2 separate regions of the Homo sapiens genome follow, and region 2 is linked to region 1. A link is a loop called in an ENCODE intact Hi-C map of the cell type or tissue named here. Cell type or tissue: heart right ventricle. All regions are shown on one strand. Each heading gives the region's core, and the rest is flanking DNA. Links, peaks and the distances in the headings are about the cores only.

Evidence for each region. Peaks named below come from ENCODE experiments on the same cell type or tissue, not always from the same donor. Only the 100,000 strongest peaks of a DNase experiment are listed, where the experiment ranks them.
Region 2: it touches region 1 in a loop (10-fold over the local background); 108 of 110 quality-filtered maps call a loop at or near these places.

Annotation. Positions count from the first base shown.
Region 1 is chr17:45,384,344-45,387,253 of GRCh38, reverse strand. No RefSeq gene overlaps it. Among named protein-coding and RNA genes, the nearest start is that of ARHGAP27, 47 kb to the left of the region's middle. RefSeq lists an enhancer at 1,408-2,375. In heart right ventricle, for the core only: a CTCF peak has its summit at 1,532 (motif pointing right); a DNase peak (open chromatin) is centred at 1,543; H3K27ac peaks cover 1,107 bases.
Region 2 is chr17:45,275,687-45,278,596 of GRCh38, reverse strand. All of the region lies in intron 6 of MAP3K14 (mitogen-activated protein kinase kinase kinase 14), which reads left to right. Among named protein-coding and RNA genes, the nearest start is that of SPATA32, 15 kb to the right of the region's middle. In heart right ventricle, for the core only: a CTCF peak has its summit at 1,220 (motif pointing left); a DNase peak (open chromatin) is centred at 1,196; H3K27ac peaks cover 2,414 bases.

The sequences.
Region 1 (2,910 bases), core at 270-2,769:
CTGGAGTTCAATCCCTAGCTCTGCCATTTCCTATAAAGTGATCTTGGGCAAGTGGTTCACTTCAGTGTGCTCATCTGTAAAGTTAGGAATTCACGCCTACCTCAGAAACTTCTCACCATTATAAAATGACATGTGCAACACGCACGGCCCAGCACCTGGTGGTGGAACATTTGCACCTGGAACATTTGCAAAGTCTTGATAGTCTTTGTTCCTCAGGCCCAAGGATAGTCCTGGGTCCTGGGGTGAGACAGCCTCTGCGGTGGGACAAGACGTGGAAGGGCTGTAGAGGAGCCCCTGGGGTGCAGCCAGATCGCCTGGTGGACAGTAGAGCACATTGAGCCAGTGACTCTTTGGTTTTCAGAGCACTGGAGCCGTCCTTTTTCAAGTCTTCAGTCCAGCAGTGTTGTAGGGAAAGGTACTTTTGTCTGGCTTGGGCAAGAGCATCAGAAGCAGATGACTGTCTCCTCAGGCCAGTACAGGAGGGGACCCACTGGTATCAACAAGAGAGGCCCTGCCGGGTAGAACTGGAGCTGTGAGTGAGGTACAGCCCCCTGTGTCCTCCAAGAGTGGATATTCTTGTTTCGTTGCCAGTCTCAGAGCAGGGCTTGGTATATTAAGAGAGATGGCAAATGTCATTCCAGAAGAAAGGGCCAGCCCATGAAGGGCTCTGTGCCCTGCTGGGAGAATGGACTTCATCCTTTATGGCCCAGTGGGTGCCACTAGGTGATGACCAGGTGGACAATATGGCCAGAGATGCTTTTCCGTTTTTATAAACTTTTTATTTTGAAAGAATTATTGACTTACAAGAAGTTACATAAATAGTACAGACAGGCCTGGTGCAGCCAGCACCTGGCTTCCCCTGGTGGTGCCGTCTTACGTAACCATTGTGCCTTATCAAAACCAGGAAAGCGATGTAACTAACTATAGACCTTGCTTGATTTCACCATTCTTTGCATGCACTCATTTTTGTTTGTCTTTGTGTATAATTCCATGACATTTTATCACATGCATAGATTCATGTATAGCCAGCACTGCAGCAACCAAGATACAGAATGTTCCATCATCTCAAAAGAAACTTCTTATGCTTCCCTTTCCACTGACATCCTCCCGCTCCTTCCCTAATCCCTGGCAACCTTGTCTTTATCCATCTCTATAATTTGCTTCTTTTGAGAATGTTAATGGATGGAAATATACAGTATGCAACCTTGCAAGGCTGGCTTTTTGCACTCTGCATAATGCCCTTAGGATCCATTCAAGTCATTGTTGGGTATCAATAGTTCATTACTTGTTACTCCTGAGTGGTATCCTACAAATATGCTTTTAAAGAGATTTTCCCAGCTGTGGCTGAAGGAGGGAGGGAGGGGACCAATTAGGAAGCTGCTGGTGTTCAAGGAAATATCACAAGACTTCCGTCCTGGCCCAGGCCCCACACCACCTCTCTGCAGCCTGGAATTGGCCCTAGAAGTGTTCAGGCTGGACCTCACTTCAGACAGGGTTGAAGCGTGAGGGCTTGGGAGTCTTGAAGCTGAACTGCCAGTAGGGGGCGCCAGAGGCCTTTTGCCCAAGGGGCGATTCCGAGGCGGGAACAGCAGGGAGTGTTAGAGGGAGTTTTGGGCTGCTATGCATGGGGCCAAGAGAATCCTGAAGTCTTCGCCCTCTCTTGACCCCAGCCCCCATGTTTCCGGCCAATCCTGAGCTTCGAGGCTGGGGGATGAGGCTGATGACATGTAGTCGAGGAGAAGGTGAGGTGAGGCTTGGACCAGGAAGAGGAGGTCTGGGGTCAGGCAGAGGGAGGTCCCTGTGGGCCTGGGGTTCCCCATCAGAGGGCGGATCTGGGCTCAGGCCACCGGGCCGGGCATTGGCACCTCTGCCTCACCCATCCTTCCCATCCTCAGCAACCAAGGATTCTCCCAAGAGAAGTCTCCCCAGACCCTGGAGCGTGTGCTAGCCCCTCTTTGCTCCCACGCTCTATACCTGGCTCTTGCCTCCCTGCAAGATGCCTTTCCAGATGCCCCACCGCCCCCCACTCAGTGCCTTACCCAGCATGCTGTGGGCTGCGTGGATCCCGCACTTGTGCAGGGCGCAGAGTGGGCGCTTACTGAGCTCTGGCACCTGCTAAGTGCTGAGGAGCCAGGAAGAGGTGCTCTGTCCCCAGTATCCCAGGGGCCTTGGCATTCAGCCGCCTCTGACTCCTGTCTGCTTGGTGGAACATTCCTGAGCAGCAGGTACTCTCCTCAAAACCCGCACGGGTCCTCCATGCCCTTCAGAGCTCAGCTCACTCTCCCTGTGCGATCTTTGCCCCGTCCTCGGCTCCTTGTCCTCTGGCTGACTCTCTCCGCTCTCACGCCAATGCCCAGCCTCCCGGGATGCCTCTGCTGTCCGTGCAAGCCATGTGGGTCTCGCCGCCACGCCCTCGCCCCCATTCTCTGCCTCCTGCCCCACCACCACGAAGCCTTCCCCAGGGCCTTGCATATATCAGGCTTAAAAAATGTGAGCCCCCATCATCTGTGCCCCCACAATGCATGGGCATGTGGACTTCGTAATAGAATCTCCTTCATGTGGCCTGGTCTCGTCACTGGCACACAACACACCTGTCACCTCCAGAGGCTTCTCATTCATTTCTGATCACCCAGAGCTTGGCACACAGAAGGGGTCAAGTGAAGTTAGATTGAATAAATGCATGAATGTGCCAGTTGTCATATCTTTGAAGCCTCCTCCTGTGACTGGTTGCCCCTCTGATTGCTCCTTGGTGGTTTTCCTTGTGGGCACTCGTTCCCCTGTGGCCTGTAAATGCTGGCAGGCCGCCCTCTCCTCTGCTCAGCTCACTCTGCCCCCTCCCTAGGCAAGCTCACCCATCCAGCCAGCTGTAACTGCTGCCCTTCTGCTGCCAGGCCCCAAATCCATTCCACA
Region 2 (2,910 bases), core at 94-2,593, 110 kb after region 1:
CTCTTATACCCAGTGACCTTGGGCAAATTACTTGCCCAGGCTTCAGCTTCTTCATCTATAAAATGGGGATAATGATCCCACCAGCTTACAGGCTATTGTAAGATCTGAATAACTAATGCTTAGAAAGGGCTTTACCGGTGCCTGGGAAATGATAAGTGGGCATTAGATCTTAGTTCTCATGAATATCCTCATCGCAGTCCAGCCCCCTCATTTTACGGATGAGGAACACGGAAGTTCAGAGAGGAGGGGTGGCCAGACGGGCAGCCAGCTTGGCCTGGAAGGCTGGGCTGCTTTCTCCTCTGGCACCGACTTCTAAAGCACCTTGTATTTTGAAGTATCTCCTCCCACCTCTTTGGTCTGGGTGGTTGGAAATATTTTTAGCATGGACGGGACACTCTAAGAGGACTTACAGATTTCTGCAAAGTTAAAGCCAAGTTTCCCCAACTCTTTTGGATCACAGCCCTGTTAATATCTCAGTCATTGTTTCAGGGCAACCCAGGCCAAAACAAATACCCAACAGTTCTGTTTATGAAGCAGTGAGGTCGAATAATAAGTCTTTATCCTAACAACTTAGTAGCCATTTGAAAAGCGTGACATAAGTTGAAAGAAAAAGGGTCCTTCCATTTCCAAACCGCCAGATTATTAACGGGATGTATGCCTTGTTGCACATCTCAACCCTTGAAATCAGATAGGACACCACCACCTTCATATCCCACATTTTCTCCTTGAAGTACTTTTAATCACAGTGACCTGCAAAAACATAGCTTCATAGAGATACATTATCAAAGGGAATGTCACGTGCGTGATCGTACTTTGAAGCTGAACTGTCTCGAGCGAGTAGTTCACGCGGTGTCCTGCAGATACTGCGGTGGCCGTTTCCCTCAAATGTCAGATATCCATTTGGCGCCCTTCTGAGTTATCTGCAGTGCCCCGGGGTGCCTCAGCTCAGTTTGGGGGTGGTTAGGCTGAAGACATTTGCTAACAAGTCCTGTTGTTGAATTAGTTCCAACTCAGGTTCAGAGGCTTTTTAGAGCTGGAAACACTGGCAGAGTCAAAGTTCATGGGAGGTGATTAACCAAACCAGATATTAGGGAACCAGAAGGGCGACATTTTCCACTGATAGGCAAAAGTCCAAAAACCCCACAGTGTCAGGGCTGTTTGCCAAGTCAGCAAGTCTGTGAAGATCGCTTCCAAGCTGGTTCTGTTACTGCCAGCGCCCCCTGGCGATGCTACTCAAGGCTTACTTGAGAACCATCAGCAGCTAGGAAGGAGGACAAGTCTACTAAGCGGGGAGGGGGGAGGAATAGCATTAGGAGATATACCTAATGCTAAATGACAAGTTAATGGGTGCAGCACACCAACATGGCACATGTATACATATGTAACAAACCTGCACATTGTGCACATGTACCCTAAAACTTAAAGTATAATAATAAATAAAATTAAAAAAAAGAAGAAGAAGCCTAAGAGGCCGTGCGCAGTGGCTCACGCCTGTAATCCCAGCACTTTGGGAGGCTGAGGTGGGCGGATCATGAGGCCAGGAGTTCAAGACCAGCCTGGCCAACGTGGTGAAACTCTGTCTCTACTAAAAATACAAAAATTAGCTGGATGTGGTGGCACGTGCCTGTAATCCCAGCTACTCAGGAGGCTGAGGCACAAGAATCGCTTGAACCCAGGAGGCGGAGGTTGCAGTGAGCTGAGATATCACACCACTGCACTCCAGCCTGGTGACAGAGCGAGACTCTGTCTCAAAAAAAAAAAAAAAAAAAAAAAGAAGTCTAAGAGGCCGGGCACAGTGGCTCACGCCTGTAATCCCAGCACTTTGGGAGGCCAAGGTAGGCGGATCACCTGAGGTCAGGAGTTTAAGACCAGCCTGACCAACATGGTGAAACCCTGCCTCTACTAAAAATATGAAAAATTAGCTGTGCATAGTGGCAGGTGCCTGTAATCCCAGCTACTGGGGAGGCTGAGGCAGGAGAATTGCTTGAACCCAGGAGGCGGAGGTTGTAATTAGCTGAGATTGCGCCACTGCACTCCAGCCTGGGCGACACAGCGAGACTCTGTCTCAAAAAAAAAAAAGGTCTAAGTCAGTCTAAGTATCAGCTTCTCTGATGTGAGCTGGAGGAATTGGGGAGCTAGCACTTCCTGAGTGCCCACTGGTTGCCAGGCCTGGTGTCAGTTACCATCCTTCCAAATCCTTGCTCTACCCAGGAGCAGATACCACCGTCCCTGCTGTTTGCATGTGGAAATATGTGGATGGGAAGTCTGCTGCCTTGTTTTAAAAGGCGGAGCCAGGATCTAAGCCCAAGATGTTTATATCCAAGGCCTATTTCCTCCCACCAAGTTGCTGGTCCCTGCAGAAAGGAGTGGATGATCCCGGACCTGCCATTTGGCAGTGGGAGTGGCCTTGGCCACTCCCCAGAAGCCTCCTCAGAAGCCTCCTTAAGTTCCCAGATGCTGGGAGACAGCTGCAAACAGAATAAACACTGCTCTGTCTATGTGGATGTTTTAGTCCTCCGGGAAAGAAAAGTGTTGAGGCCGGGCATGGTGGCTCACGCCTGTAATCCTAGCACTTTGGGAGGCCAACGCAGGCAAATCACAAGGTTAGGAGTTTGAGACCAGCCTGGCCAGCATGGTGAAACCCCGTCTCTACTAAAAAATACAAAAATTATCTGGGCCTGGTGGCGCACACTTGTAGTCCCAGCTACTCGGGAGGCTGAGGCAGGAGAATTGCTTGAACCCGGGAGGCAGAGGTTGCAATGAATAGAGATCACGTCACTGTACTCCAGCCTGGGCGACAGAGCAAGACCTCTGTCTCAAAAAAAAAAAAAAAAAAGAAAAGAAAAGAAAAAAAAATGCACCCGATGGAGTCCAAATCTTGGTTCTTGACAGTCAGATAAGTCAAAAACC